Regions from separate parts of the Mus musculus genome. Here region 1 is linked to region 2. A link is a loop called in an ENCODE intact Hi-C map of the cell type or tissue named here. Cell type or tissue: left cerebral cortex. All regions are shown on one strand. Each heading gives the region's core, and the rest is flanking DNA. Links, peaks and the distances in the headings are about the cores only.

Region 1 (16,653 bases), core at 3,067-11,066, 1.1 Mb after region 2:
ATCTCTGTGAGTTCAAAACTAGCCTGGTCGACACAGTGAGTTCCAGGACAACCAGTGATCGTACAACTGAACCACTTCTCCAACCCCTAAAAATTGTTTTAAAGGGAAAGACAGGCTTGCAGCTGTGTACACGGTTTTTCCTTGGACTTATTTTGTTGTTTGTTGTTGAGACAGGCAGATCCTAGGGTTTTGCTAGCCTGTTAAGCAAAGACCCTGTCTAAAAAATAATAGTTCTAGAAAACACTCAGTATTGATCTCTAGCTTACATCACACACACACACACACACACACACACACACACACACACACATGACACACAAATTAAAAAAAAAAAGGAAAAAGAAAAACAGAAAAATATAGTCCAGGTGTGGTAGCTCATACTGTATGTAATACTAAGCGTTTAAGAAGCAGAAGTCAGCAGATCTCCAGGTTGGAGGCTAGCCTGGTCTACCAAGAAGCAAGTTCCAAGATAGCCATGACTTCACAGAGAAACCCTGTCTCAACAACAAGAATCAACTCTTAGCCAGGCATGGTGGCGCACGCCTTTAATCCTAGCACTCGGGAGGCAGAGGCAGGCGGATTTCTGAGTTCGAGGCCAGCCTGGTCTACAAAGTGAGTTCCAGGACAGCCGGGGCTATACAGAGAAAACCTGTCTCAAAAAAAAACAAACAAAAACCAACCAAACAAAAAGAATCAACTTCTGTTTCACATTTTAGTGAAACTTAAGAACAGAAAGGGATGAGGGGGCATTGAAATCACAGTGCCAGAGGCTGGGGGGGGGGGGCTACCTAAAGGTAAAAGGCAAGACTCTAGCATGAGAGTCTTCATCAGCAACAGTGGAAGAAAAAAAAAAAGAAAGAAAGAAAAAAGGAAAATATAGATAAAGGAAAATAAACTCACACTTAGAATTGAATACACAACTGTATGTTTCAAGAGCAAGTGACAGATTAAAAACGTTCTTGATCATCACTGAGAAGAACCTAGAAGGAAGCAATAATAATGGAATACATCCTCCAAACCTGGAGAGGCAGCGGTGATGACTGATTTGGGGTTTTTGTCTGCTGCAACTAAAACCACAGCATGGGGTGGGGTGGGGCTGGCAAGACAGTCCAGGTCCCTGTGTAGCAGGTGCTGCCCGAGTCCTAGCTCACATTGTCTCAGCCTTACCTCTGACTTCAGCCAAGATTCTAGGAGAACACGCTCTCCCCTTTCTGCTCCAGGATTTCTGGTAAGGCCTTGATGGAGGGATGTCACCACTCCAGCACCCCACTTAAGGGGATCAGTAATATTTGTGGTGTTGTGGCTGGCTGACTCAGAATAAAAATATTCCCAGCATTCACCCATGAGGCATTTAAACCCGAGTAACATTCCACACAGTTTATCTATTATCAATTAATGGGCATTTAGATCACACCTGACCTTTGGCTGTTGTAAAAGCATCACTGTGACAGTGGGAATGTTTGAATGTATTGATTAAGTTAGTTGCCAATCATTCACAGAACCCTACTGTCTTCTAGGGACTGTGGTAAGATCTGGAAAAACAGCAACAAACAAAAGAAACACCTTGGCATCAAGGAGCTTGTGTTCCAATTCGGACAGGCCATGTTCGCACAAGTTCTCTGATTGCAGGTGCCAGGTAGTGGCATGCCGAGATGGCATCAGGGTCTGTGGTTCATAATGACAGAAGAGGTGAGGTCTGCTTTATCCAGGGTGGCCTAAGAAAGGATGTCCGTGGACAGACAGACATAACTGGAAGAAACAGCGGAAGAGACGGAAAGTGTATTTTGGCTCACGGCTTCATGGGATCGCAGTCCTCCACGGCTGAAAAGGCGTGCCTGTGTTCACATAGCTAGGGGTGCATAGGTTGACCACGGGAGCTCTGATCTTCAAAAGGCCTGCTCTAATAAGCTACGTCTGCCAGGTAGAACCCACGTTCTAATGACTCCTCAACCTCCAAAAACAGAACCATCAGCTGGGGAACAAGTGTTCAAAACATGATTCTGTTGGGGACATTTCACATTCAAAGCATATAGCACAGGCCATTTTCCCAAGTGTTCTGTCACATTGAGACCTCTGCCTAGCCAGATATGTGCACTACACAGACAAGGTTTCCAATGGTCTCTACCACCTCTAGTCCCAGGGTGAAGGAACGGTGTAGTTATCCAGCCCCTCCCACCTCCCACACTGCTGACTGTAGAGTCAGGGAGAGCCCATCAGAGAACCACTGCGGGTCTAAGCAGTTGTAACTCACACAGCTAGAATGAATGTGGGGTCGGCTGCCTCAGGAGTCTACCAGAGAGGGTAGACTCTCTCACACTCTTAGAGGTCTCACACTCTTAGAGGGATTGTGGCTTTGTAAATGGGCTAGCCTTGTTTCCCCTTTTCTCATCCACCCTGTCAATACCCAGTGCCCTAGATTCCAGGTCCTCCAATGTTACAGGAAATGTGATCACACTGTGAACCCCAAGATTGTGTTATTACTGGAAAAAAACTGTTTCTAGTTGTGGTGTGGCTCAGCTGTAGCACACACCCTTAATTCAAGGGTGTTCTGTTTATTGTAAACAAGATTAAGTAATGTTAACCTTAGGTCAAGAGGCCAAGTTGACAGTGAGAGAACATAGGGAAAAAAAAAACCATAGAGAATAAAAAGAAGTCAGGAGGATGGATAGAGAGAGGCACAGGAAGCAGATGGGAGGGACATTCAGTTTGAGGGGTTTTGAGACACCATGGAGAGGAGAGCTTCCTGTTGACTGAGGAGGAAGATGAGCTGGGTGCTCTCTCTGCCTCTCTGAATTAGCAGGCTTTGACCCCAGCTTCTGGCTCCTGAGTCTTTATTGGCAGTTCTTCCTAGTCCTACCCATGCTCTCAGCAGGACTTCTCAGCTTTCCCTCCCCCCCTGGAGCAGCCCTCTTTCCTTCCTTCATACACCTTCACAAGACAATGACATCATGCATTAAACTTTCTTCTGCACAAGAAGAAACATAGAACAGAGGTGACCAGGGGCGTAACAGGCAGGAGAGAATTATTATTTGATGCTTACAGAACTCATTGTGCTGGGCTCCAGTTTCTGTCTCAAAAACCTAATAAGTGACTTCCATGTCTGGTATTGATTGCCTTAGAAATCGTCCACCTGAAAGAAATTAGAAATCTAGAAAAATGGCTAACAATGAAGAGAAACAGAAAAGGAAAGAAATATGGAGAAAATATACAAGCCATGATTTTAGACATTAAATAACAGGTCGCCCAGATCCCTGAGAAGAGAGAAATTATTTGTGTGAGATCCTAGCTCCTAGCCTCAGAGCTTCAAGGAATGTTTGGTCACAATACAATGAGGAAGATACCAAACAGAGCATGGAGTCTCACTGAGCTGCGGAGGAAAAGACTGGAGTTCTAAATGGAAAGCAATTTGTAAAACCTTCGTACTGAGAAAATACAAGCATCGTTAAAAAAAAAAACAAACCCTCCAGATGTCTACACAAGAGTACGCTGGAGGGTTAACCAAGAACTGATGCTCTCCTGTGTGAGAACAAAATACCCAAGGCCAGGAAAAGGGTTGTCACAAAGTAGTAGGCCAAAAAATGTCTGGAATTCACACAAGACTAGAAATAGTCTAATGAAAAGCTCTTGTCACCCATCAATCACTGCATTGAGTCCTCAGAAAGATCACACATTAGTAGCAGAATTAATTAATCTCAAAATAAAGTCTTCCTACCATAATAAGGCTTCAAAGGAAGTCTGAATGGATCAAGAGCATTCACAAGTGTTTTACAACATGCCAGAATGAAACCCAACACTCTACAAAGGAGTATATCAAAATACAGCACTCAGCAACATAAAATTTACAGCATCTAGTACCCATTTAAAAATCACCAGGTAGGCTGAGGATATAGCTCAGCTGGTAGAATACTCCCCTAGTCTGCACAAAACCCTGCATTATGGGCTGGAGAGATAGAGAACAGTTAAGAGTCCTGGTTGCTCTCACAGAAGGCACAGATTCAATTCCCAGCATCCGTCTACTTGCTGGCTCATGACCATCTGTGCCTCCAGTTCCAGGCGATCTGATGCCTACTTCTGGCCTCTCTTAGGCGTTAGGTACATACATGGTGCTCAGATATGCCTGCAGGCAAAAACACACATACACACTAAGTAAACTTTAAAGCCATGCATTCATTTAATCTCCACTTCATCAACTGAGTATAGGGGCACGTGTCTGTAAACCCAGGAAACAGAAGGAAAAGGATTAGAAATTCAAGGTCATGTCCAGCTACACTGTGAATTTGATACCATCCTGGGATGAAGAAGACCCTGGAGAGATGGCTCAGTGATTAAGAGCACTGTCTGCAATTCCAGAAGCCCTGAGTTCAATTTTCAGTAATCATATGATGGCTCATCTATAATGGGATCTGATGCCCTCTTCTGGCCTGAAGGTGTACATGCAGATAGAGCACTCATACATAAAATAAATTTAAAAATTTAAAAACAAACAAAACCCCCAATAAACAACAACAACAACAACCCAAAGACAAAATTATTTTTTTAAAAAGGGGGAGAGGAAGACTGGAGAGATGGCTCAGCAGTTAAGAGCACTGACACATTGCTCTAAAACCCTTCTAGTAGAGGTCCTGAGTTCAATTCCCAGCAACCACATGGTGGCTCACAGCCATCTCTAATGGGATCTGATGCCCTCTTCTGGTGTGTCTGAAGACAGCTGATAGTGTATTCATATACATTAAATAAATAAAAAAATAAAGAGAAGAAAAGAAGACTCTGTCTCAAAATGGAAGGAAAGGAAAGGAAGGAACCAAACCACACAAAGAAATTTACTCATTACTTGGAAAAAATATAATTATTACTCTAAAGAGATGACTCAGCAGTTAAGAGAACTTGTAGAGGGCCTGAGTTCAGACCCCAGAACCCACAAACAGCTCACAAACACCTTTAACTCCAGGTTCAGCAGATCAATGCCCTCTTCTGTCCGCTGTGGGTACCTACATACACGTGCATACACATATATACAGACATACACATAAATAAAATTAAACAAAACACATTTTTAAAAACAGGTTTCAAGTCAACCAGAGCTACCACCAAGACACTGTTTCATTGAAAGCAAACAAAAGCCCCATGAACAAGCCTAGCTCTGTACTGTTACCCCACCATTATCTGTCTATAATATACAGCAAACACAGCATATTGATTACTGAAACTTTGTAAAAAGTCTTAAAAAGTGGATAGCTTTGGTCTTCTCACATATTTCTTTTTCAAAAACATCTGGGACTGGATTTTAGAATTATCTTTTAAGAATGACAGTCTACAAGATGACCATTTATCAAGATGATGGTTCTCTACTGACAATATTGAGTTTCCAGGTCCATGAACATGGTATGTCTCTCCATTCACTTAGATCTTTTGTTTATTTATTTAAATATATATATATATATATATATACATATATATTTAATTGTAACTCTTTTAAAAATGTATCTCAATTTCTTAAAGACTATACTATTGGAAGAAACCAGATATACACAAGTACACACTGTATGATATATGACTTTTATAATATTTAAGCCCTCAAAACATGATTCCTATAAACGTTTAGAGATAGAAATAATATCAGCAGTTTCCAAAGGTTGAAAATATTAATAAAAAGCAAGCAAAGGAGTATGAGTGACTTTGTGGATGTTGAAAATGGCTGTAGAGTTGATTGATGGTTGCACAGATGAACACTGAATTTTACATTATGCAAAGTAGACTTCAATAAATTTGATTAAAAAAAAAAACAGGTCGTGGCACACACCTTTAACTCCAGCACTGGGACAGGGGCAGAGGCAAGCAGATCTCTGTGAGTTTGAGGATCAACCTGGTCTACAGAATGAATTCCAAGGACTACATAGTGAGACTACCTGAAAGACAAAAAAACAAACAAAAACTCCAATGGGTAAACGACTTGTTAACTAGTAACAGTTTTGATAATAAAGTGAAGAACGTTGCCTGATTGAAAACTAGCACCTCTAAAATCTGTCAGGGAGTGGAAATATGACTGTATCCTATAAAACAAAAGAGAGCCAGACTGAAGGACAAGAATAGAACCCTAATAAAGGTTTCCCAAGAGCGCCACCTGGAGGCAAAGTAGGCCCTCACAGCAGCCACTTAACACCTAGAGGCGGCTGTGTACCAAACCCACGTGACTTACAAAGCCGGAGACCTCTGTGCAACTCATGGGGGGGTGGGTGGGGGGTGGTGGTGGCTTGGGCTTCGTTGTTCCTTCCCCCTCCAGCCAGCTTCAGCTCTGGGGGAAACAAAAGCCACCAAGCAGGGAGTGAAAAGAACCCAAGAACAGATACATAAATTCCATCTTTCTCTGTCTCTGTCTCTGTCTCTGTCTCTGTCTCTGCCTCTCTCTCTCTCTCTCTCTCTCTCTCTCTCTCTCTCTCTCTCTCTCTCTCTCTCTCTCTCTCTGTCTCCCCACCCCCTACACACACCTTTTCCATTACCTGCTGCCTACTCAAACAGAACAAGGAGTTGCAAGAAATAATTTTTTTTGTAGAAATAATTTTTTTTAACTCTAAGTAATCTCGAGTTTGAGTGAATTAGGGAAATTTATTGGCTTGTTTTCAAATTATTGTTATTTGTGTGTGTGTGTGTGTGTGTGTGTGTGTGTGCGCGCGCGTCCTTCCCCACCTCTCGATGTTTCTTGTGGTAAATATACACAGCACAAAATGTACTGTCTAACCACACAACAGTTCTAGAGAGGCCAGGGCGCTGTTGCCCTTCAGTTCTTTGTCCTCTTCACCCAGACGTGTAAATCCCCCTTCTGGTCCCTCTCTTTTCCCTTTCTGGATGGTGGCCCTGCAGTACTTTGTCTAGGTTGCCTGTAGAAGGCACTTCCTCTTGACAGGCAGGTCCAAGCTCCACCCAAACCAAGCCTCACTGTGTGCCACTGCCATCTTGTGGCCAATTTTCATATGATTGCACTTCCCAATTTCTAGACATTTCTTCCCTCACCAAGATAAAAGAGAAATAATAACCCACTGTAGAAAGGTCTTGTTGGTGTCAGGGAGGAGACCATAGAGGAAGCAGCCAAAACCTAACAAACATTTACTTCCATATTCCAGATCTAAAAGTAAGAAGATTTAAGCTAGGCATGGTAGTGCACAGGCTGTGAACTCAGCACTTAGAAAGCTGAGGCAAGAGGATCACAGGTTCTAGGCCAGCCTACGCTAACACAGTGAGATCCTTCCTCAATAAAGGACTTGACAGATGGCTCAAAAACCCATACTCCTTTTAAAGAAGACCCGAGTTCAGTCACCTATAACTCCAAGTGCAGGACAACCTAACTCCTCCTCAAGCTCCTGCACTTATATGTGAAAACACACAGAGAGACATACGCACATACACATAAAACAAAAATAGTAAAAAAAACTTAAATAAATAAATACTTAGATAAGAAGGCTCAGTGTATACCTAAGTATGATCCCCAGACCCCGAGTAAATGTGAAAGAACAGATCTGATCAAAATTGTCTCTGACTTCCCCACATGCTGTGATGTGCATCTCCCACAAATACATTCCATGTACATGTGTGCACAATAATAAATAAATAAGTTAGAAAGAAAAGAAAAGGCTAGTGCCCAATGGCATATCGGAACTTACTCCACCCCGAGCCCTAGTCCAACCCCCAACCCTCCACTGCCCTCGACAGAGTTTCTCTGTGTTATCCCTGGCTGTCCTGAAACTCACTCTGTAGACCAGGCTGGCCTAGAAGTCACAGGGACCCGTCTACCTCTGTCTCCTGGTGCTGGGATCAAAGGCATGCACCACCACAGTTGGCTATTTAGAGAGTTTTGAGGCAAGATCTTACTATGTAGCCTAGATTGTTGATGAACCCACAGCCTCCCTATTTCAATCTCCGGAGTGTTGGAATGACAGGCTTGTCCTAAACAGGGAAAGGGGGTCTCTGTTTTGTTTTTTGTTTTTTTAAAAGATTTATTTATTTATTATATGTAAGTACACTGTAGCTGTCCAGAAGAGGGAGTCAGATCTTGTTACAGATGGTTGTAAGCCACCATGTGGTTGCTGGGATTTGAACTCCGGACCTTCGGGAGAACAGTAGGGTGCTCTTACCCACTGAGCCATCTCACCAGCCCTCTGTTTTGTTTTCATTGTGCAGTGCTCAGGATGGAACGCTGGGCCTTGTCTGGGATTGCTTTTGTCTTGTCGTTTTTGTTTTATTTTGCTTTGTTTGAGACAATGTTTCAGACAGCACAGTCTGACCTTGAACTCCTAATCCTTTTGCCTCCACCACCTCAGTACAGGGATTATATTTCTATGCTTGACTTCCCAAACTTCTTTCTTTCTTTCTTTCTTTCTTTCTTTCTTTCTTTCTTTCTTTCTTTCTTTCTTTCTTTCTTTCTCTTCCTTCCTTCCTTCCTTCCTTCTTTTCTTTCTTTTTCTTTCTCTTTCTTTCTGTCTTTTATTGTTGTTGTTTTTTTTCGAGACAGGGTTCCTCTGTATAGCCCTGGCTGTCCTGGAACTCACTTTGTAGACCAGGCTGGCCTCGAACTCAGAAATCCGCCTGCCTCTGCCTCCCCAGTGCTGGAATTAAAGGCGTGTGCCACCACGGCCCAGCTCTCTTTCTGTCTTTCTTGCTATTGATCATTTGTTTGTTTGTTTTCTGTTGTTTTTATTTTTGAGAGAGTGTTGCTCTGTGTAGCCTTGGCCATCTTGGAACTTAACTCTGTAGATCAGGTCAACCTTGAACTCAGAAATCCACCTGCCTGTGCCTCCTTAGTACTAGAATTAAAGGCATGGGCCACCATGCCCAGCTTTCTTTTTTCTTTTGCTTTTTAATGATGTGTATCTGTGTATTTGGGTACATGCATATGGGTTCAAGAGGGTGGATGCATAGGAGAGGAGAGGAGAGGAGAGGAGAGGAGAGGAGAGGAGAGGAGAGGAGAGGAGAGGAGAGGAGAGGAGAGGAGAGGAGAAGAGAAGAGAAGAGAAGAGAAGAGAAGAGAAGAGAAGAGAAGAGAAGAGAAGAGAAGAGAAGAGAAGAGAAGAGAAGAGGGTGTTGGTCCCTAAAACTGGACTTACAGGAAATAATGAGATGCCTAATATGGGTGCTGGGAACTGAACTCAGGTTCTCTGCAAGAGCAGTGTATGTTTTGGGGCTGCTCCTAACTGCTGACCCCCTTGTTTTGTTTCTTAAAAGTGTCTCACTAAGCAGCTTTGATCCTGTAACTCTCTTGCCAGGAGCTCTGAGTGCTCCAATTGCAAGCATGTGGGACTGTACCCAGCATCTCTTTTAAAAGAAAAATTTAATGTATATCAGTGTTTTGCCTGCATGTATGTATGTGTACCATGTGCAGTGCGTACCTGTGCCCAATGAGGCCAGAGGAAGGCATCTGATTCCCTGGAAATGAAGTTCTGACAGTTGTGAGTCACCTTTTAGGTGCTGGAAACTGAACCCATATTATCAAGAGCATCAAGTGCTCTTAACGGCTAAGCCATCGCTCCAGCCCCTGTACCTACTACTTTTTACAAAATTAACATATGCTTGGCCAGGCGTGGAGTTGCAAGCCTTTAACCCCAGCACTCTGGAAGCAGATGCAGTCGGATCTCTGTGAACCCATCAGCCTGGTCTACAGAGTGAGTTACAGGATAGCCAAAATTACACCGAGAAACTCTGTATTGGAAAAAAATTCTTTATTATTGCCAGGCTTGGTGTTTTACCTTCAGTCCTAGCACTTGGGAAGCAGAGGTGGTCTGGAAGTCTCTGAGTTTGAGGCCAGCCTGGTCTACAGAGCAAGTTCCAGGACACCCAGAGCTTCCCTTTCTAAAAAACAAAAATAATTAGTTTTAGAGATAAGATAATACAGACTATATAAATGTGATATTATGTAATGTTTTAGATACATGTATGCATTATACAATGTTTAAATGAGGGTAAAAATCTTTTTCTCCACAAACATTCTTTGTCATGAAAACATTCAAATCCAGCCGGGCATGGTGGCACATGCCTTTAATCCCAGCACTTGGGAGACAGAGGCAGGCGGATTTTTGAGTTCGAGGCCAGCCTGGTCTACAAAGTGAGTTCCAGGACAGCCAGGGCTATACAGAGAAACCCTGTCTCGAACCCCCCCCCCCAAAAAAACCCCAAACAAAAACAAAACAAAACAAAAACATTCAAATCCTTCTAGTTTTGAAATGAAGTCGTGCACATCTGTAATCCTAGCACTGAAGTTGAGGCAGGAGGATCTCAAGCTAGAGAACAGGCTGGGCTACATAAAAAAGACTGTCTAAAAAAAAAAAAAACCGGTTCATACATACATAATTAGTGGTATAATACATGGTTGTTACCTACAGTTATCCTGCTGTGCGGTCGCACACTTGAGCTTTTAGACCCGTTTTAGCTATAAACACATCACCTACTGACCAGCTATTCTATTCTAGTCTCAACTTCTATGAGATATGGCCAATGTTAGTGTAGAAAACGAGGTTTTCATAAAACACAAAGTACATGCAGAAAAGCATACATAGATGTGCCACTTGATTTGTGTTCACAGTGGGCACACCCATGAGACCAACACCCTCATTAACAGATGTCAGCTGGGAGCCCACCAAGCTGACAACCAGGATGAAAGATTTTTCCAAGGTGAAAATGTGACACGTCAGAAGCTGTCAGGGTCAGCACCCAGAGCCAGCGCATGCCTATGATCCCAGCACTCAGAAGCAGAGAGGCAGGTGGGTCTGAGTTCGAGACTGGCATGTTCTACAGAGTGAGTTTCAGGATAGACAGGGCTACTACAGAGAAACTCTGTCTCAAAAAAACCAAAACAGGAAGAAAGAAATCACTGTAACAAATATGTCTGTCTAATAGGAAAGTCCAGGCCCCCTTCTCTAAAGGACCTGCTTTCATATGACATTTTGATATTAACTTTTCATTTGTCACTCACATCTTTTTTTTTAAGATTTATTTCTTTTATGTATATGAGTACATTGTAGCTGTCTTCAGACACACCCACCAGAAGAGGGCATCAGATCTCATTACGGATGGTTGTGAGCCACCATGCGGTTGCTGGGATTTGAACTCAGGACCTTCGGAACAGCAGTCAGTGCTCTTAACCACTGAGCCATCTCTTCAGCCCTGTCACTCACATCTTGATATTAAACTTTTAATTGAGCCAGGGATGGTGATGCTTGCCTATGATCCCAGCACTGAGGTGCTGAGGGTAGGAGAATTAGAAGTTCAAGGCCATATTCCTCCCTCAGCTACGTGAGGAGTCTGCGGGCAGCCTGGGCTACATAAAACCCTGTCTCAAAACAAACAAGCAAAGGGCCATTGAGATGGCTCAGTGGATAGGGATGCTCACTGTCAAGCCTGACCATGCTTGGTCCCCTGGATCCAGATGGTAGGAGAAAACCAACTGCCACAAGCTGTCCTCTGATTTCCACATGCATGCTATGACACTCATGTGCCACACACCACACATACAAACACACACACAAGAAAGAAATGTAATAAAAAAAAAATAAAGGCAGGCATAGTGGCACACACCTTTAATCCCAGGACTCAGAAGACAAAGGCAGACAGATTTCTGAGTTTAAGGCCAATGATTTAGTATACATAGTGAGACCTTGTCCCAAACAAACAAAACTCAAAAAGATCTTTTAGTTTTATTAATAAATATGAGTGGTACTTTAAAAAAAAAAAAAGACAGCTAAGTGTGGTGTCCCGTGCCTTTAATCCCAGCACTTGGGAGGTAGAGGCAGGCAGATTTCTGAGTTCAAGGACAGCCTGGTCTACAAAGTGAGTTCCAGGACAGCCAGGGCTATACAGAGAAACCCTGTCTCGAAGAAAGACAGACAGACAGACAGAAAGAAAGAGAGAGAGAGAGAGAGAGAGAGAGAGAGAGAGAAAGAAAGAAAGAAAGAAAGAAAGAGAGAAAGAGAGAGAGAAAGAAAACAAAAGACAAAAGGAAGGAAGGAAAAAGAAAAGTAGGAGAGAAAGGTAAACAAGACTTCTCTGGCTTCTTCCCAGATGCCCTGACTGTTCCGCACTCCAGCTGCGTTCTGACTCTAAACGTTAACCGGTCTTACCTTGTTCTGAGCCTTGCTTAAGACACACAATGTGTGCCCTTTCCTACCTGGCCTCTTTCACTCCCCATGTTCCCTCTGATTCATGTACAATATTACACATAATTGTCTCTTGTTCATTCTTTCTGCTGCAGATACCCCAGTGCCTGAATAATGGCTTGCACGGTTTTTCCTGACAATGGTGTTAGCATAGTTTCCAATGTGGGACTGTTGCAAATAGCACTGCTTTGCCCAGGAACAGGTCCTTGATGTGAATGCCAGGAAGAAGGTTGGAACCGTGTTTTCCAGACTGTTTCCCCACAGAGGTCTCTGACTCCGCCTTCTGGACAAAAGCCACATGACACATCCAGGGATGGCCCTCACCCCCCAAGCTGTTCGCCAGATTTCATAGTAGCCCAAGATTGGACCATGACCCTCCTTGGAAGCCACACCCCCTGACAATATAACCTGGTTGGTGGTGCTAAGCCACACCTAGGCTACCCTTTGTAACCATAGCTCTAATTCATGTCCACGATTCCTAGAGACCTGAGTAGCTTTGGGATCTCAAAGGTAAAGAGAGACTCCACTCACCCCACCTCTTAGTCTATAGCTATAGTGTTGGGCTCCTCCTAGACCTGTATAAATTGTGACTCTGTATGGCAGCTGCTCGGGGAACCTTTATAAGAGCCCCGAGTCCTAACGAGGCAGGCTCATAGCAGCCTTCCCAGCCCCGCCCTGCCCAGACCTGTTCTCTGTTTCACCACCTCCATTCCCCAAGGCCACCCAGCACCAGCCACAACCTGCTTGCTTGCCTCTCTGGCAGTGTCAACTGTCAGGGCTCTCGGCAAAGATCTGGGGTAGCACGGGCCATGGATGCCACCACAGGACCTGTGCACTATCACAAGCTACAACTCTGGGAGCCTGGCGTGGAGTCAGAGGAGGAGGAGGAGGAGGAAGAGGAAGAGATAGCAGAGCCACTGGTCCTCTCCCTAAGGAGACTCCAAAATACCCCCCGGTGAGTCAGCAAGGGCCTGGGGACCTCCATAACTCAGGCTGGACGGCTGGCAAGGTCCTCTCTCTGGAATCCCTAAGCTGGGTCAGGCAATCTCACACTTGGCTGAGCATCAGGGACTTTCTAGATGAGTTTGGGGGGAGGGGAGCTCTAGGCTGCAGATCCAACTTGGGACTGAGCCAGTCAGTCAGAGGAAGGTCTGTGTATCTTAAGAGAAGACATCTTAGACATCTGTATCAAGCTGGACCCAGTACTGCCCCAGCTCTCCCAGCCTCACCCCAGCTCCATGCCATAGCACCTGCTGGACGGGTTGGGACTGGGCTACACCTGGATGAACCCTGCTCCTCAACCACCTCTCCCCATGTGCCAAGCCCCTTCCAGGTCTCCCTCTGACTGACTGGCCACCCCTGCCTCCTCCAGCTCTTCTGTTAGACACTCTCTCCAAGCCAGCCTCAGTTTCTCCAACTTTTTCCTACCTCTGTGTCTTTGCCAATGCAGTGCCCTGGGCTCTCTCTCTCTCTCTCTCTCTCTCTCTCTCTCTCTCTCTTCTCTCTCTCTCTCTCTCCAATTTATACTCTTGCAAAATCAAACCTTTGGGGGAAACATTCCTTGGGTCTTCTTGGGGTTCCTGGGTGCTCCTTTACCCCATCCCTGGCTCAGGACTCCCCTTTCTGCAGGAACGAGGTTGGTGGGTTGCCAGGAGCCTGGGCCCGCCTGCTGGCAGGCTTGTTGCTGCTGGCTGTTAGCAGCTCTCTGGCTCTGAGGCAGCTGCACAGTAGGGACAGCCCAAGAGGAAACTTGGGCTCTGTGGCCCCTCCAGCCAGCAGACACTCCCATCGCCCTGGTGTGTACCACCACAGCGCCATTATCAGCCCGGCAGGTCAGTGTTTGGGAAGGGGCTAGGGGTCAGTGGTTCAGGGCACCTCCCCATCACACACAGACCTTTCCTTACTGCAGCCACATGTTCCCAACTGGGCCAAGAGTTGCTTGTCGCTGGGGGCAATGTCGTGGATGCTGGAGTTGGAGCAGCTTTGTGTCTGGCGGTGGTACATCCTCATGCAACAGGCTTAGGTCAGTGTAATCTGTGGGCCCTGAACCTCAGAGCTTCTAACCTGGGGCCTAGTTAGTGACCTGGAACTCATTAGGGCAGTCAGTGGCCATTACCTCAAGACTAGCTAGTGAGCAGGACATGGGATCTGAGCACCAGGCCTAGTCTTGAGTAACCTTTGACCCTGGTCAGCAACTCCTGATTTCAGGCTTAGTCAGTGACCTCTATTGCAAGCAAGACAGTGATTCTCTACCTGGGACCACTGGAGGATCTTGACCCCAATTCTGGCCAGTGCCTCTGATCCCCATGTGACCTCTGTCTCCCAACAGGTGCCACATTCTGGGGTCTCTTCTACAATAGCTCTTCAGGAAACTCAACTGCCCTGACAGCAGGCCCAACCCAACTCCTGGCCCCCGGCCTGGGGCTGCCCACGGGTCTGCCTGCTCTGCATTTGCTTCATGCCCACTTCGGCCGCCTGCCCTGGCCACACCTGCTGACCAAGCCTGCCATGCTGGCTGAAAAGGGCTTTGAGGTAGATGCACCCCTGGCAAACGCACTAGCCATCCAGGGCACAAAGGGGCTCTGTCCATTGTTCTGCCATACCAATGGAACCCCACTGGGCCTTGGGGCTCGGGCCACCAACCCCAACCTGGCAGCTGTATTACGCAGCGCAGCCCTGGCCTCCAGCCCAGATCTCGCTGGGAAGGCCTTGCTGAACCCGCTGGTCAGAGACCTGGGGTTAGAGTTACCTTCTGCTCAGCCCGTGCCTTCCTTAGAGCCTGCGCTGCAGCTTCTTCTGCCTCGGGGGGTCCTGTTCACGACTCCTGGCCCCTCAGCAGGTCCAGAACTTGTGGAACTGCTGGAGTCTACTCTTCACTCCAGGACACCCAGCTCTGCTCCCTGCCCACCATTCCTGCAAACTGCTGAAACCCCAGTGAGCAGTGCCCTGGCCACCGTGGACAGCAACGGCTCCATGCTCCTCCTCATCTCCTCAATCAACAGTTCCTTTGGTTCTGGACATCTATCCCCAAGTACTGGTGTTCTGCTCAGCAACCTGGAAGCCAGCCCTGCACCTAGTGCCTGGGCCTGTCCACTCATCCTTCGTGACAACCTGGATGACACAGAAGCCGATATGTTGGGGATGGTGGCTTCAGGGATCTCCAGAGGGGCCAAAGCCATGACTTGCACCTTGCTCAATCATCTGGCAACACCCCAAATCCCACAGCAGCCCCAGCATCAAAGACCCACAGAGAGCCCTGGCATATGTGGCCAAGGGGCCCTACTGCAGGCGGTAGTCCATGCAGAACACGCCCATGTCTCCAGTGTCCCCAGTGGCTGCTGCCCCTTTCAGGGGTATTAACAGAGGGGCAGAGGTGTCTGGAACTTGAGAGCCAGACAGAGAAGGTCTAGCAGCAATGAATGTATGAAGAGAATGTATCTGTGAGGTGTTTGCTGCTCCATCACATGAAGCCTCCATCCTAATCTGTTACCTGGCTCTGGCTCTGGCATCCAGGGCTGGTCCAACCACATTTCCTGGTACCCACACTGATGGAATTTCTGACTTTTCTATCAAATAAAGACCAGAAGATGATGAAAAAGAGTCTGAGTGCCACTCACCTTTGGGAAAGCCCAGTGGAAGGTCACCAGCCCTTACTGAGTCTTTGGGCAGGGTGGGCAGCTCCATCTTCCACTGGACCATTCCCTGCTGATCTTTATCAATTGGACTGGAAGCTAATAAAGTTCAAATCTTCCGGGGACAGAGTGACATCTGTGCTCTTTGGCTAACTTTCCTGTTAACCTTTGCAACACAGGTGATGAACGCCAGACACAGGGGGAGGAGCCTGGGTCTGTCTCTTTCGGCTTCCCCTGCTCCAGCCACCTTCTGCTTTCTGGGGTTCCATCTGCACAAGGTAAATCTCTTAGTTTCACGTGTAGAACAGATGGCAGAGCAGAGAAGGGTTGGGAAAATGAGTAGGAGGTTCCCCTGGGTACAGAAGGGCTGGAACTGGGTTGTTCCTGATCTCTGAGATCTCTTGAATACAACCCTTTAGAAATAGTTCCTCAGGCCAAGAGCAAGGACACCCAGTAGCACTTCCCCTACCTGACAAAGAGAAAGGAAATTCTTATTTAAGGGTTTGAGGGTTTAATTTTTTTTTTTAATTAAAATGATACTTTTAGACGGGCAGTGGTGGTACAAGCCTTTAATCCCAGCACTTGGGAGGCAGAGGCAGGTGGATTTCTGAGTTCGAGGCCAGCCTGGTCTACAGAGTGAGTTCCAGGACAGCCAGAGTTACACAGAGAAACCCTGTCTCAAAAAAAAAAAAAAGATGCTTTTATCTTCTGTGTGTGTGTGAACTGCATATATGCACATGTCCCACATGCTTCTTCTGTCTGAGGTCAGAGGAGGGCTTTGGCTCCCCTGTAACTGGGGTTACAGATGTGAGCTGCTATATGGGTGCTGGGAACTGAACCTTGATCCTCTGCAATAGTAGTAAGTGATTTTTTGTTTGTTTGGT
Region 2 (16,653 bases), core at 4,330-12,329:
CAAGAAGCGGGAGTGGGTGGGTAGGGGAGCAGGGCGGAGGGAGGGTATAGGAAACTTTCGGGATAGCATTTGAAATGTATATAAAGAAAATATCTAATAAAAATAAATAAATAAATAAATAAATAAGAACTTCAAGTCTCTGAAGAAAGAAACTGAAGATCTCAGAAGATGGAAAAGTCTCCCATGCTCATGGATTGGCAGGATTAATATAGTGAAAATGGCTATCCTGCCGAAAGCAATCTACAGATTCAATGCAATCCCCATCAAAATTCCAACTCAATTCTTCACTGAGTTAGAAAGGGCAATTTGCAGATTCATCTGGAATAATAAAAACCTAGGAGAGCAAAAACTATTCTCAACAATAAAAGAACCTCTGGTGGAATCACCATGCCTGACCTCAAGCTGTACTACAGAGCAATTGTGATTAAAAACTGCATGGTACTGGTACAATGGCAGACAGGTAGATCAATGGAATAGAATTGAAGACCCAGAAATGAATCCACATACCTATGGTCACTTGATCTTTGACAAGGGAGCTAAAACCATCCAGTGGAAAAAAGTCAGCATTTTCAACAAATGGTGCTGGCACAACAGATGGGTATCATGAAGAAGAATGTGAATTGATCCATTCTTATCTCCTTGTACAAAGCTTAAGTCTAAGTGGATCAAATAACTCCACATAAAACCAGAGATGCTGAAATTTATAGAGGAGAAAGTGGGGAAAAGCCTCAAAGATACGGGCACAGGGGAAACATTCCTAAACAGAACAGCAATGGCTTGTGCTGTAAGATCAAGAATTGACAAATGGGACCTCATAAAATTGCAAAGCTTCTGTAAGGCAAAAGACACTGTCAATAAGACAAAAAGGCCACCAACAGATTGGGAAAGGATTTTTACCAATCCTAAATCTGATAGGGGACTAATATTCACTATATACAAAGAGCTCAAGAAGCTGGTCTCCAGAAATTCAAATAATCTCATTAAAATGGGGTTTAGAGCTAAACAAAGAATTCTCAACTGAGGAATATGGAATGTCTGAGAAGCACCTGAAAAAATGTTCAACATCCTTAATCATCAGGGAAATGCAGATCAAAACAACCTTGAGATTCCACCTCACTTCAGTCAGAATGGCTAAGATCAAAAAATCAGGTGACAGCAGATGCTGGTAAGGATGTGGAGAAAGAGGAACACTCCTCCACTGCTGGTGGGATTGCAAGCTTGTACAACCACTCTGGAAGTCAGTCTGGTGGTTCTTCAGAAAATTGGATATAGTACTACCAGAAGATCCAGCAATACCTCTCCTGGGCATATACCCAGAAGATGTTCCAACTGGTAATAAGGACACATGCTCCACTATGTTCATAGCAGCCTTATTTATAATAGCCAGAAGCTGGAAAAAACCCAGATGTCCCTCAACAGAGGAATGGATACAGAAAATGTGGTACATTTACACAATGGAGTACTACTCAGCTATTAAAAACAATGAATTTATGAAATTCTTGGACAAATGGATGTATCTGGAGGATATCATCCTTAGTGAGGTAACCCAATCACAAAAGAAGTCACTTGATATGCACTCACTGATTGCATATTCCAGCAAGATTTTGCTGAAAGGACCCTGATATAGCTGTCTCGTGAGGCTATGCCAGTGCCTGGCAAATACAGAAGTGGATGCTCACAATCATCTATAGGATGGAACACAGGGCCCCCAATGGAGGAGCTAGAGAAAGTACCCAAGGACCTGAAGGGGTCTGCAACCCTATAGGTGGAACAACAATATGAACTAATCAGTATCCCCAGAGCTCGTGTCTCTAGCTGCATATGTGGCAGAAGATGGCCTAGTCAGCCATCATTGGGTAGAGAGGTTCCTAGATCTTGCAAACTTTATATGCCCCAGTACAGGGGAACGCCAGGCCAAGAAGTGGGAGTGTGTGGTTAGGGGAGTAGGGCGGGGGGACGGGAGTGTATAGGGAACTTTCGGGATAGCATTTGAAATGTAAATAAAGAAAATATCTAATAAAAATAGGAAAAAATTAAAAAATTAAAATCACTGGTTTTTAGTATCTTTTGACATTAATTAATTAATTAAATCATTAATTCTCCAGTAAAAGGATGCAGGCTAACAAAATAGATTAGAAAGCCAAATCAATCATTCTCCTGCACACAATAAACACACTTCAGCAACAAAGATAGACAGTACCAATAGATAAAGGGCTGGCAAAAGATTCTCCAAGTAAATGGACTCAAGAAGAAAGCTCAAGTGGCCATTCTAATATTTAATAAAATAGACTTTAAACCAAAATTAATCAAAAGGTACGGGGAAAGATACTTCATATTCTTCAAAGGAAAAATTCACCAAGATGATGTCTCAATTCTGAATATCTATGCCTCAAGTGTAAGTTCACATTCATAAAAGAAACAAAACATTTCTAAAGCTTAAATCACATATTAAACCTCAAACATTGATAGTGAGGGATATCAGTACCCCACTGTCATGAATGGATAGGTCATTCAGACAGAAACTAAACAGAGAAATGAAAATTTGAAATTCTTAGACAAATGGATGGATCTGGAGGATATCATCTTGAGTGAGGTAACCCAATCATAAAAGAACACACATAATATGTACTCACTGATAGGTGGATATTAGCCCAGAAGTCCAGAATCCTTTTTAGAAGGGAAAACCAAATACCCATGGAAGGAGTTACAGAGACAAAGTTTGGAGTAGAGCCATCCAGAGACTGCCCCACTTGGGGATCCATCCCATAAACAACCACCAAACCCAGGCACTAGGCAAATGCCAACAAGAGCCTGCTGACAGGAGCCTGGTATAACTGTCTCCTGTGAGGCTCTGCCAGTGCCTGGCAAATACGGAAGTGGATGCTCACAGTCATCCATTGGATAGAGCACAAGGTCCCCAGTGAAGGAACTAGAGAAATACCCAGGGAGCTGAAGGGGTCTGAAGCCCCACAGGAAGAACATCAATATGAACTAACCAGTATCCACAGAGCTCTTTGGAACTATACCACCAATCAAAGAAAACACATGGTGGAACTTGTGGCTCTAGCTGTATATGTAGCAGAGGATGGCCTTGTTGGTCATCAATGGGAGGAGAGGCCCATGGTTCTGTGAAGTCTCTATGCCCCAGTATAGGGGAACACCAGGACCAGGAATGGGAGTGTTGGGTTGGGGAGCAGGGGGAGGGGGAGGGGATAGGGGATTTTAGGAAAGGGGATAACATTTGAAATGTAAATAAAGAAAATATCTAATAAATGAAAGTGTCACACACACAAAAAGAACTAACAGATTTTAAGGCTCAGATGGGCCTAACAGATATCTACAGAACATCTCACCCAAACACAAAAGAATATACCTGAGCTGGGTGGTGGTGGTGCATGCCTTTAGTCCCAGCACTTGGTAGGCAGATGCAGGCGGATTTCTGAGTTCGAGGCTAGCCTGGTCTACAAAGTGAGTTCCAGGACAGCCAGGGCTACACAGAGAAACCCTGTCTCGGAAAAAAAAAGAATATACTTTTTCTCAGTACCACATGGAATCTTTTCCAACACAAAACTCAACATATATGAAAAATTTGATATAACCCCCTGTATCTTTTCAGACCACGATGGATGAAAGCTGTACTTCAACAATAACAGAATCAACAAGCCATGAGATGTTGGAAAAAGATGGAAACTGAATGATTCTGTAGTGAATGAAAAGTGGGTCAAGGAAAAATAAAGAAATAAATTAATTTGAATGCACAACATATCTAAACTCATGGAAAATAATGAAAGAATCACTAAAAGGAAATTTTATATTAACAGCTTTCATAAAGAAAGTAGTAAGGGGTCTAGAGAAATGGATCAGCAGTTATATGCACTGTATGCTCTTCCAGAGGTTCTGAGTTCAACTCCCAGCAATCACATGGTGGTGTATAACCATCTATAATGGAATCTGATGTCTTTTTCTGGAACGTAGGTCTACTTTGATAGTACACCATATTTTTTTAAAAAGAAAATATTTAGTGATATTCCACAATTTCATACTAGTGACTTAACAGCACAACTGAAATCTCTAGAACAAAAATAATCAAACACACCCAAGAAGAGTATATGGCAGGAAAGAATAAAACTCAGGGCTAAAATCAATAAAATCATATAGAGAGTTTTTAGTCCATGAACATGACTACTGTCACAAGGGATCACATCCATAAACCTAGGTTTGTGTAATCCGGAATACAGACTCACCCTTAGTACACACCTTTAATCCCTCTGGCTGGAATAAGGTAAAATTGGTTTGTAAAAGGAAGTAGTCATGTTTGAAAGAGACATCTAACTGAGGAGAAGACAAAGTGATGAACTAGAGAAAGATTTGGCAGAATGAGTCAGAGATAAGATACACCTTACTGTTACAAGAACAGCACAGGAAAGAGAGACTACCTTAGGCACCGGGAGAGAAAGGTGGTATGTGTCACTTTTAGCAGAATAGTTTTACAAAGGCAGGTGATAGAACACAGGTGAAGATAGAAGGAGCCAGAAACTGAGGAGCCAGAGATTAAAACATATTATAAAAGTCAGAATTGCCAAGCAAAGCAATTCAGTAAGAAGTTGAGAGAAGCCTTGAATATGTCATCTTGGAGAGGAATGAGCCAGAACAGCTGAGATGAATGAGATAGCCAGAGTTCAGAAAGAACTGTAAGGGATGAGCTTATTCAGCAGTAAGCTGTGAAAAGACATATGTCTGGCAAATAAAAGTCACGTTTACAAATTAGAAACAGAGAACAATACAAAGAATCAATGAAACACGGAGATGGTTCTTTGAGAAAATCAATAAGATAGACAAACCTTTGGCGAAACTAACTAAAAGGCTAAGAAAAAATACCCAAATTAACAAAATCAGAAATGCAAAGGGGGCATAATAACAGACACAGAGGACATTCAAGGAATCATTAGATTTTACTTCAAGAACCTGTACTCCAAAAAATTGGAAAATCTAAACAAAGTGGATGTTTTCCATGATAGGCACCAATTACCGAAACTAAACCAAGATCATGTAAACAATCTAAATAGACCTATAAGTCCCGAGGAACAGAAGCAGACATTAAAAGACTCTCAACCAAAACCAAAACCAAAACAAGACAACTACAACAACAAAATCTAAAAACCAATCAATCAAAAAACAAACAAACAAAAACAAAAAACCCAAGACAGTTTTAGTGCAGAGTTCTATCAGACTTTCAAAGAAGCGCTAATACCAAAGACTCCTTTGAAGTGGAAGCTTCTGGTTTGTTTGGAAAGTCAGTTATGTCAAATGATGTTTTGGCTGGGGTACACAGGTGAAGGATGTCTTGCTAAAGCAGACACATGAAAGAATGTTTTTCTAAAGTAGACACAGGAAAAAGGATGTTTTGATAAAGCAAACATGTGATAGGACCCGTGATGAAAAAGTATAAGTATGACTCCACAGTCAATGGGAGACAAGCATTGGTTTGGTTTGCTTGCCTCGCTATTCTTAGCTAACAACACACGTGTATTGGTTTGCCTTACATAGCATTGTTGAACTCAACTTGTGGCAATGTTGCCATTGAGAGAAACCCAAGAACTTCTCATGAGGTTCCTGCAGCAGCTTGCTACTTCTTCAGCCTTGCCTCAGCCAGTTGGTTGGCAAGCCTGGCAGTTTCTTCGGCATTGAACTACAGTTCTGGGTTGTGCCTGGTGTCTGCCTGCCTAGAGGACTGGTCTGCAGCTGCTAAGTCATATTTGGTGTTTGCTATAGGTCTGAACTGCTATAAGAAGATCAAGCTACCCCAAAAGAACTATTGCTGAACAGGTTCACTTCCCCTGTTTCCTAATAATTTTTCTCTTCCACTACCTCTGGTGGGCAAGAGGAGAGGTTGAACATTTATTAAAAGTAGGTTGCCAAAAAATTTATGCCTACACTCCTAAAATTATGCCACAAAATAGAAACACAAGGAATACTGCCAAATTCATTTTATGAGGCAACAGTCATCCTGATTTTATAGAAGAGAAAGTGTGGAATATTCTTGAATGCATTGGCATAGGAGACAACTTCCTGAATAGAAGAACACTAATAACTCAGGCACTAAGATCAACAACTAACAAATGTTACCTCATAAAGTTGAAAAGCTTTTGCAAGACACAGGACATATCAAAAGGACAAAATGGGAAAATATTTTCACCAACTCTTTATCTGAAAGAGGGCTAATATCGAGATATATAAAGAACTAAAAAAAAAAAAAATCACACCTCAACAAACCAAAATAACCCAATTAAAAGTATGGCAAAGATTTGAATTCTCAACAGAGGAGTTTCTAATGGCTGAGAAGCACTTAAGGAAAATTTCAACATCCTTAATCATCAGGAAAATACAAATCAAAATGACTCTGCGACTCATCTTACACCCATCAGAATTGGTAAGATAAAAACTCAAGAGGTAACAAGGGGGTGCTGCTTTATTGCTGGTGGGAATACAAATGTGTACCATCACTTTGGAAATAAATTTAACTTTTTTTTTTCAGAAAATTGGAAGTAGTTCTACCTCAAGACCCAGCTTTACCACTCCTGGGTATATAGTCCTAAAACTCTCTACCATACCTCAAGAACACTTGCTCAACTATGTTCACAGCAGCTTTCTTCATAATACCCAGAAACTGGAAACAGCCTTCATGTCCCTCAACCAATGAATGGATAAAGAAAATGTGGTACATTTACACAATGGACTACTACTCAGCTATTAAAACCAAGGACATCATGAAATAGGCAGGCAAATAGGTGGAACTAGAAAAAGATAGTCCTGAGTAAGGTAACCCAGACCTAGAAAAACAAACATGGTATGTATTCACTTATAAGTAGCTATTAGCTGTAAAGTAAAGGATAAGTTTTGTACAAACCACAGACCCAAGAAGCTGATTAACAAGAAAGGACCACCTGACTCACTTGAGTCTCATGGTGAAGGGGAAATAGATTAGACTAGACACTGGGGGTAGATGGAGGGAGGGAACTGGCTGCAGGAGGAGTTGGGGAGGGGAACAGGAGAGATGAGGTGAGAAGGAGGTGGAGAGAGAGGGTAGTGGGAGAGACAACTGGAATTGGGGGGGGGCTTGTTTAGGATGAGCTAGAAACCTCAGATAATGGAAACTCCCAGGAATCTATGAGGATGACCCTAGCTAAGACTCTTAACAATAAGGGTTTGAAGCCTGAACATGCCATCTCTTGTAACCAGGCAAGACTTTCAGTGGAGAGACTGGGACACCAAACCCAGCCACAAATCCTTAGATCCACAATTTGTCCTGCCTACAAATGTGCAGGTGTAAAAGATGAAGCAGAATTTGAGGGGTAGGCCAACAAATGACTGGCCCAACTTGAGACCTGTACCATGAAAGAGATACCACCCCTGACACTATTAATGATTTTAACTGTCATCTGAGAGATTTCACCCAGCAACTGATGGGAACAGATGCAGAGCCCTATAGCCAAACATTAAGCTTGGGTAATTCTGTGAAAAAGAGGGAGGAAAGATTGAGGGAGCTATAAGGGTCAAGGACAAACAAGAAAACTTATAAAATCAACTAATTTGAGCCCATAGTGGCTCATAGAAACCAAACCATCAACCAGAGATCATGCATGGGATAGAGCTAGGCCCTCTGCATATATGTAACAGTTGCATAGCTGGGTCTTCATGTGGGACTCCTTTAGTGGACTTAGTGATTAAGCTAAGTTGGCTGGCCAGTGAACTCAAAGGATCCTCCTGTCTCTAGATTCCTCGTGCTTTTTATTTGGGTGCTAGGAATGGAACTCAGGTCCTTGTGCTTGTCTGGGAAGCATTTATCACACAACCCCACTATACTTCTTAACTTTTAAATTCATTGGTTGGCTGGTTGGCTGGCTGGCTGGCTGGCTGGCTGGCTGGCTGGCTGGCTGGCTGGCTGGCTGGTTGGATGGTTGGCTGGATGGTTGGCTGGCTGGTCAGATGGTTGGTTGGCTGGTTGAATGGCTAGTTGGCTGGTTGGTTGGCTGGTTGAATGGCTAGTTGGCTGGTTGGTTGGGTGGTTGGACAGCTAGTTGGCTGATTGGTTGGTTGGTTGAGTCAGTGGATGTATGGATGCCACTGTGCCTGTGGAGGTTAGAGGACAACATTCAATAGCTATTTCTCACATTCTACCTTACTGGAGTCTCCACTTTCCGTCTCACCATAGGAGTACTGGGAGTATTAAAAATGCATGCTGCACTCCCCAGCTTTTAATGTGGGTTCTAGAGATTGAATTCAGGTCATTAGGCATGTGCTGCAAATGCTCTCACCTGCTGAGCCACTTCCCTGTTTGACCACACAGTCTTTTAAATAGACTTGGAACATGATCCTTCTCACTGTGCTCAAAGAAATCAGTGGTCTAGCTCTATAACTCTCCCTGCTGATGCACACAGTCTTCACTTAATCTTATAGTCAGTTCATCTCACCCTAGTCTAAACCATCTGTCTACAGATTATTGAAATCACCATAGAGGCTCACCAGCCATGGGACATGATCTACCCCCACCCCACCTCCACTAGCTCTTTGGCAATACACTCTACCTCACTTTCCTCCCTGTGCCTTGATCCTCTTGGTCACCTTAATCCTTGAACACACCAAGAGACCATGCTCAATTCAGAGACCATGCACTGGCTTTGACACTCTTTAGAAATAAAGAGTAGTCAAAGGCTTGCTTGGTACATCCCTCTTATGAAACAACACTTCTAGAACTTTACCTCATTTTATTTTTTTCTGCATGACTTCTACCTTAAAATATCATGGAAGCTCTTGGAATGTAAGACCTAGCCTGTTTGTTGGTCATGTCATGTGTTCCTCTGGCTCATCTCCATCTCTGTGCCTGAGACAGTGCACACAACATCAACACAGAGATGCTTTCAGATCTGGAGAGAGTTTTCTTTCTTTTACAATTTTTTTTATCCTTCTAAGCAGATATCAAATACGGCCACTAGATGACACTCAAGTACTTTCTGTTTATTGAATTCTTATACTCTAAAGCCCCTTTGGCTGTCTCTCTTCTGAGACCAGAAGTTTGAAAGTCACCCACTTCTGTTGCCTTGAATCTCTGCTTTCTCTCTCTCTCTCTCTCTCTCTCTCTCTCTCTCTCTCTCTCTCTCTCTCTCAGAAGAGCCTTTTAGAAGTACATTTTTAAAAATGATTTCTTGTTTCTTGCTTGTTTCAACCGGAAATTAATGGATAATCCACATATAAGAAAGGATGCTTGCTTTCTCTATTCAAATTATAATGACTTGAATCCCTACCCTGGCAACTTATAGCACCAGCCTTTTCATATGTCCCTTCCTCTCAGTTATTTCTAAGAATGTTCATAAATTGTCCAGTGGGGAGTCTGGAGTCAGTTCTAAGTCTTCCCACTGGCTACTTGGACAGCCTGTCTTGTTGGACACTATGCCCATCTTTATTTTCCCAAGATTCCTAGAGCTGTTGTCCATTTCTAAGCCACCAATTGTAACATTGCTGTTCTTCACCTGAGCACCCCTAAAATGTTGTTTCCAGGAGCATAGCTGAGACCAGAATATGAGATATGATGGAACAGGATTCTCTTGAAGGATTAGGCAGAAAGGACGGTAGATACAGGAGAAAGTCACTCATACTGGCTGCAGTTTCCTGTGTTCTCAGCTGCCCCTGCTCTTGGAGGCCATCTCTGAAGCTGGACTAATCCCTAGCTGTCACCAGTGGGATCATTCCTCAGGGCTAAGATTTTCCAGCCACCTCCACCTCTAGGAGACATGGTCTTTCTGGCCTCCACCCCTCAGAGAGTGAACAAGTTCTTCCCATGTCTGTATACTTCCTAACATAAAGCCCAAATCAACCTCCTTGCAGGATGGGTGATGTGGGAAACCATTTCCATGTGTGGTTAGCAACAGAAGTACAACAACACAATCCCAACAATTTGACACTTCATTTCCTGATACTGGTATATTTTCAGGCTTAGGCGAAACAGTGAACTCACTGAACTATGTAAATTGGAAGGGTTTTGTTTGTTTTTAACAAACCTCCCACCCACCTTCCCCATGCCTTCCTTTCTCTTTGTTCTAGGCTCCTCTTTAGTGTAAAGCGAAGGAAGATATTGGGACTCACGGTGTCTTATGGTTTTAATCTCTGTGAATTTAGGCAGTGCCAGTCTAAATTAAAAACCAGAAATATGTTCCAAACAGAATATTTATCTGGAAAGATCGGGGGACAGAAGGAAGGCATGTGCCATAGTAAACCATGGAGGAGTGAGGCAAGAAGAATTTTAGAGGAAGCTGGAGAAGGCTTATATCACATATTTAAAAACAGTAGTACTGGCCACCATAAGTAGTAACAGGGATTGTGTCTGTAAAGAGTTGACTGGATAGTTGCTGAGCAACTGTTTTTGCAGAACTGCTTTTAAAACAATGTGTCTGTGGCCTTTGTCAAAAGTTAGTGTTCTGGTTTCTCTTCTTTGTTTCTGGGCATGGCTCCTTAGGACTTGTGCATGCTATAAAAGTGGATCTGTGAGCCATTCCCAGGCTTTCACAGCTTAGATAGCTACCACTATGAAATCCTCCACAACCTCTGGTTTGCAAAATTTTGTTTGTTTTGTTTTCAGCTAGGGTTGACACAAATAATTGTGTTTCATTTCTGAAAATGTTGTGTTGTGGATGTTATCAGTTGGGACTGTGTTCCACAACTCTGTATTTTGATTTATTGTGGTTTTTCTATAATGGTCCTCATTTGCTGCAAAGAATTTTCTTGATGAGGAGTGGGGACTATACTTATAAGGACAAATATTTAAAATGTAGTTAGGGATTATGCTGGTTTTGTAAAGTGGCAGTTGGACATTCTCTTCCAAAATCCATGGTTTCCATTAGCTCTGGCTGTTGGCAGCATGGGCGTTTCCAGGACTAGGAATAAATCCTTTGTTGAGCCAGTCTTTGTTATTGAGCTCTTGGTTACCACTAAGGTGTTTGTGCCACTACTACATCCTTAGGGTTATCATGCCATTCTGGTCATTGCTAAGGTTCATAGGCATTATAGTTGGGTAGGATTCTTGGTTGCTTTCTTCCCTTAGAAGCTTGCATGGCATGGTATCTTCTGGTACCATAAAGGCTAGTTTTTAGAGAGGAGGTTGCCTTCCTGGCTGGTAACTTGTTGATGCCCATCTGGAGGCTGATGATGTAGTGTTATGTGAGTGGCAGGATGTGGTTCTTAGGGTCCCAGAAATGTTGCCTGATATCAAAGCTGTCATACCAGGCTTCCTGGCACATTTGTTGGTGCTCACTTGTAGTGTGATGACAGACTAGCAGACCTTCATAGTTGTGACATTGATATTTTGATATTGCTTATCTCTGCAGACGATCCAAATCTCCCTGCTATACTGAATTCCTTTGAATTGCTACCTGTATCATGTTCCTATTCTTGAATAAGTTACTAGCCTTGAACGGGTCCATGGGGACTATATCTTGGCCAGCCACATACTTGATGAAATTGGAGAGGTTTTTCTGTCCATATTTCTGTACCAAATTTAAGGAACTGAGCTGAGTTTGTGATTGTGTATAGGATACTCCCATTTTTTTAAATCATTCTGGAAGACAGGATCAATGGAGAGGGCCATGAATATCTCAATATAGCAGTGGAACTCAGTTTTTTTTTTTCTGGTTGCCTGTATTTGGAAAGGAGCCAGCTCTTGACCTTGGCTGAGAGCTGATAATGGTGTTTTTATCACTGCAACAGAAATTCTAAGATAGACATCTCTAAGCTGTTTCCATTTCTTAGCTATTATAAATAGAACAGCAATAAGCATAGATGAGTAGGTATTTCTGGAACCTCTAGAGTAGGATATAGTAGTCTTTGGAATGCCCAAGAGTGGTATAGCTGGATTATAGGGCAGATCTATCGTTAGCTTGAAACAAACAAACAAATAAGCAAACACTCAACATTGATTTCCAAAGTTGCTACACCAGTGTGCACTCACACCAGTGGTGAATGAGTTCCCCCCTTCCCCCACATTCACACCAGGATATGCTGTCATTTGGTCTTTTGATTTTGGCCATTCTATCTTGGGGAAGTAGTTTTAATTTCTCTGATAAAGTAGTTTGCATTTCTCTGATGGCTAAAGATGTTGAACATTTTAAAAAATGTTTCTCAGAAATTTATACTTCATCTTTTGGGAACTCTTTGTTTAGTTTTATTCTCTGTTTTAAAATTGGGTTATACTCTGGAAATCAGTCTGGCGGTTCCTCAGAAAATTGCACATAGTACTACCGGAGGATCCAGCAATACCTCTCCTGGGCATATATCCAGAAGATGTCCCAACCAGTAAGAAGGACACATGCTCCACTATGTTCATAGCAGCCTTATTTATAATAGCCAGAAGCTGGAAAGAACCCAGATGCCCCTCAACAGAGGAATGGATACAGAAAATGTGGTACATTTACACAATGGAGTACTACTCAGCTATTAAAAAGAATGAATTTATGAAATTCCTAGCCAAATGGATGGACCTGGAGGGCATCATCCTGAGTGAGGTAACACATTCACAAAGGAACTCACACAATATGTACTCACTGATAAGTGGATATTAGCCCAAAACCTAGGATACCCAAGATATAAGATACAATTTCCTAAACACATGAAACTCAAGAAGAATGAAGACTGAAGTGTGGACACTATGCCCCTCCTTAGAATTGGGAACAAAACACCCATGGAAGGAGTTACAGAGACAAAGTTTGGAGCTGAGATGAAAGGATGGACCATGTAGAGACTGCCATATCCAGGGATCCACCCCATAATCAGCATCCAAACGCTGACACCATTGCATACACTAGCAAGATTTTATCGAAAGGACCCAGATGTAGCTGTCTCTTGTGAGACTATGCCGGGGCCTAGCAAACACAGAAGTGGATGCTCACAGTCAGCTATTGGATGGATCACAGGGCTCCCAATGGAGGAGCTAGAGAAAGTACCCAAGGAGCTAAAGGGGTCTGCAACCCTATAGGTAGAACAACATTATGAACTAACCAGTACCCCGGAGCTCTTGACTCTAGCTGCATATGTATCAAAAGATGGCCTAGTCGGCCATCAATGGAAAGAGAGGCCCATTGGACACGCAAACTGTATATGCCCCAGTACAGGGGAATGCCAGGGCCAAAAAAAATGGGAATGGGTGGGTAGGGAAGTGGGTGGGGAGGGTATGGCGGACTTTTGGGATAGCATTGGAAATGTAATTGAGGAAAATATGTAATAAAAATATTTAAAAAAGAGAAAAGAATCTATTTTCAATAAAGGAAATAATTGGCAAAAAATTTAAAAAATAAAATAAAATTGGGTTATCTGTTCCCTTAATGTTTAGTTTTTTTTGAATATTTTGTATATTCCATGTGTTAATCTTTTGTCACATGTATAGCTGGGAAAGATTTCTCCCCATTCTGTAGACAGCCCTTTTTACTCAAGTTATGATTTCCTTGGTTGTGCAGAAGACTTTTAATTCATGAGGTTCCGTTTATTAATTTTTTGTCTTGATGAGTGTACTACTCGTGTCCTGTTCAGAGAGTTCTTTCAGTGAATCCAAACACATCCCCCACTTTGTCCTTTATCAGACTCTGGGTATCAGGTCTTCTGGTGAGATCCTTGATCCATTTAAAGTTGAGCTTTGTACGGTGAGAGCTAAGGATCTTGTTTCATTCTATATGTAGCCATTCAGTCTGGGCAGAGTTTAAATGTAGTTACTCTAGAATGGGGTGGCAATGCCTCTATTAGATACCACAAGCTAAAGCCCCAAAAGCCAAGTGTCAACAACTTTTGGAGTTATTGGCTAGGGAATTCCCTTAGTTGCTCCCAGACTTTATAAGTTATTGCCAATGAGTTTGGTTATATTCCAGAACTTGATAGTAAGACTCTATTGCTAAAGAGATTATATATTTGAGTCATAGAACATAGAGAAAACATGCTGGTACTAACATGGAAGTTTCATCCTACTGGTTAGATTTTGTAGTTCTCATAAGTGTTATGCACACTACCATAGGGGAAAGTGATCATCACCCTTAAATAGCTGTAAAACTTTGAGGGCTACCATAATGACTGGCCTGCCAAGACACACTTACTGGTGCAATGGTGGTAGAAATGTCAATGGAATAACTAACTGCTTTCTGGTTGGATTTAAATCTCACTTCACAAGATGAAATTCATATTTGTCACTGTTATTGGGACCCAGAGCCTGTGGTTACAGTGGTTGTAGGTCTTAATGGAAGCCTTGCTACTATTATTTTTCTATGTTTATTAAGCTGATTTCTAATGACTTATTATTAAAGCCATAGATTTGTGTATCTATTAACCCTCATCAGAGGAGAGTTCTCATGTAGTGTATGGCAGTTAATGCAGAAATCTACTTCTGGTCAAGGTACAGAAAATAAGGGACCGTGAAATGTTCAGCCCTAAATGGGACATTTATATTACAGTCCCTCCTCCCAAAACTCAGGGATCCTCTCCAAAGAGGCGCTAAAAAGATTGTAAGAGACAGAGGTGGTAGATGACTCAAGGAAATTATTTTCTGGACACAGGAGAAAAGTTGGACATATGAACTCACAAAGGTTGTGGTGACAGAATGTACAAGATAGACAGAATCCCAGCATAGAGATGGCAGATGGACACAAATTCCCACCCCTGGGTGAGGAACTATTGATAATTTATGGCTTCTGGATAAAGGGGAGGGTCAGTTCTCTTTAAGTATATGGGTTCTGGAAGGTCAGCCACACTCCAGTGGAAGGCCACACATCCAAGAGTATATAGAAAGCACAAATTGGGCTTGGTATATTTTAAAAATAACAAAGAAGATACAAAATTGGGTGGGTAGGGAGGAAAGCATGGATCTTAGAGGCATTGGGGAAGATGGAGAATATGATTGAAATGTGCTGTGTGTGTTTATGAAATTCTCAGAGAATAAAAACATTTTCCTGTTCTTTGAGAATATTGTACAATGTACTCTTCTCCTGCATAACCCCCATGTCTCCCCCCAAACTTCATGTCCTCATGTCCTACAAAGTCTAATTAGTACTGTTCACATGTTAATGAGTATGGTCCATTCCCTGGACTGTGGTCAACCTACTAGTGACCATAAGCATAAAGAAAATAGATTGTACCTATTCTAGAGCCATTAACTCTCAATAAATCCTCAATAGAAGTAGGTACTAGCTGGGCAGTGGTGGCACACACCTTTAATCCCAGCACTTGGGAGGCAGAGGCAGGCAGATTTCTGAGTTCGAGGCCAGCCTGGTCTACAAAGTGAGTTCCAGGACAGCCAGGGCTACAAAGAGAAACTAACTAACTAACTAACTAACTAACTAACTAACTAACTAACTAAGAAGTAGGTACTCATGAGCTTCCCTCACCCCAAAATGTTTACTGCCTTGGTCCTGTGTAGGTCTTGTTTAAGTAACCACAACCACTGTTAGCTCATTGGTACAATGGTCCTGTCATGTTCAGAAGACATAGTTTGCCTCACTCATTCTCAGCTTCCGGCCTTTACAAACTCTGTCTGGCCCCTCTTTCCTGGGCCTTGGAATCATGACCCATGTATGGTGCGTGTGTGTGTGTGTGTGTGTGTGTGTGTGTGTCCATTTGTTTTCCAGAAACTTTGAAGTTAAGAATTGATTCTTAGCAATGTACATGCAAAGTTCCATTTCATTCACACAAACTATAACTACTATCTCTTATCTCCTTCCTGTTCATTTTTATTTTGCTTCATATATGTTGATGTGGGTTCTAAGTTAATACAATTGTTTTATTTTTATCTTCCATTTTTGTATGTATATAAACATTGCACTGGGTCTCTTCAGAACAAGATGGGCAGTGAGTGCATAAAATGGGTGAATTGAGTTTCTGTTGCATTTATTTATTAATTGTATGTTCAAGGGTGCATGCCACAGCATGTGCAGGAGTCAGTTTCTTTTCTTCCACTGTATGGATCCCAAGGTTGATTTAAGGTCCTCACGCTCAATGGCAAATCCTTTACCTGCTTTGAATTGAGGCTTTTTTAAAGCAGTCTTAAAACCAAGGAGGGGGCAGATTCCTAACTGTGGGCCTATTTTTTTTTTTGCAATCTACTTTTAATAAGTGTTCAACCTCCCCTCTAGCTCATCACCCAGCAGAGGTAGTGGAAGAAAAAAGTTATTAGATCTGAGGGAAGTAGACTTGTTCAAAAATAGTTCTTTGAGGGCACCCTCGATCTTCTTTGGCAGCAGTTCAGTCCCGTAGCAAACACCAAATACAACTCAGCAGCTACAGACCAGTCTTCTAGACAGGCAGGCAGGCAGGCAGGCACCACACACAAACAGGCATCTACAGACCCGTTCTTTCAGCAGGCAGACACCAGGAACAACCCAGAAGCTGTAGTTCAATGTTGAAGAAACTGCCAGGCTTGCCAACTAATTGGCTGAGGCAAGGCTGTAGAAGCAGCAAGCTGCTGCAGGAACCTCACGAGCAGTTCTTGGGTTAGTTTCTCTCAATGGCAGCATTTCCCCAAGTTAAGCTCAACAATGCCATGTAAGGCAAACCAATACATGTGTGTCATTAGTGAAGAATAGTGAGGTGGAGCAAACCAAACCAATGCTTAGTACTCATCTCCCACTGTCT

Evidence for each region. A loop is a pair of places that touch in the nucleus more often than their neighbours do. Peaks named below come from ENCODE experiments on the same cell type or tissue, not always from the same donor. Only the 100,000 strongest peaks of a DNase experiment are listed, where the experiment ranks them.
Region 1: it touches region 2 in a loop (5-fold over the local background); 4 of 42 quality-filtered maps call a loop at or near these places.

What each region holds. Positions count from the first base shown.
Region 1 is chr11:72,422,673-72,439,325 of GRCm38, forward strand. It overlaps Ggt6 (gamma-glutamyltransferase 6), which reads left to right and starts at 12,854. Exons shown (of 4, transcript NM_027819.2): 1 at 12,854-13,092; 2 at 13,767-13,969; 3 at 14,047-14,160; 4 at 14,467-15,735. The coding sequence starts at 12,947. The coding sequence ends at 15,497. In left cerebral cortex, for the core only: CTCF peaks have their summits at 4,428 (motif pointing left), 6,115 (motif pointing left) and 6,955 (motif pointing left); DNase peaks (open chromatin) are centred at 6,129 and 6,925; H3K4me3 peaks cover 303 bases.
Region 2 is chr11:71,328,627-71,345,279 of GRCm38, forward strand. It overlaps the pseudogene Gm17874. Among named protein-coding and RNA genes, the nearest start is that of Gm33249, 48 kb to the right of the region's middle. In left cerebral cortex, for the core only: a CTCF peak has its summit at 8,986 (motif pointing right); a DNase peak (open chromatin) is centred at 8,919.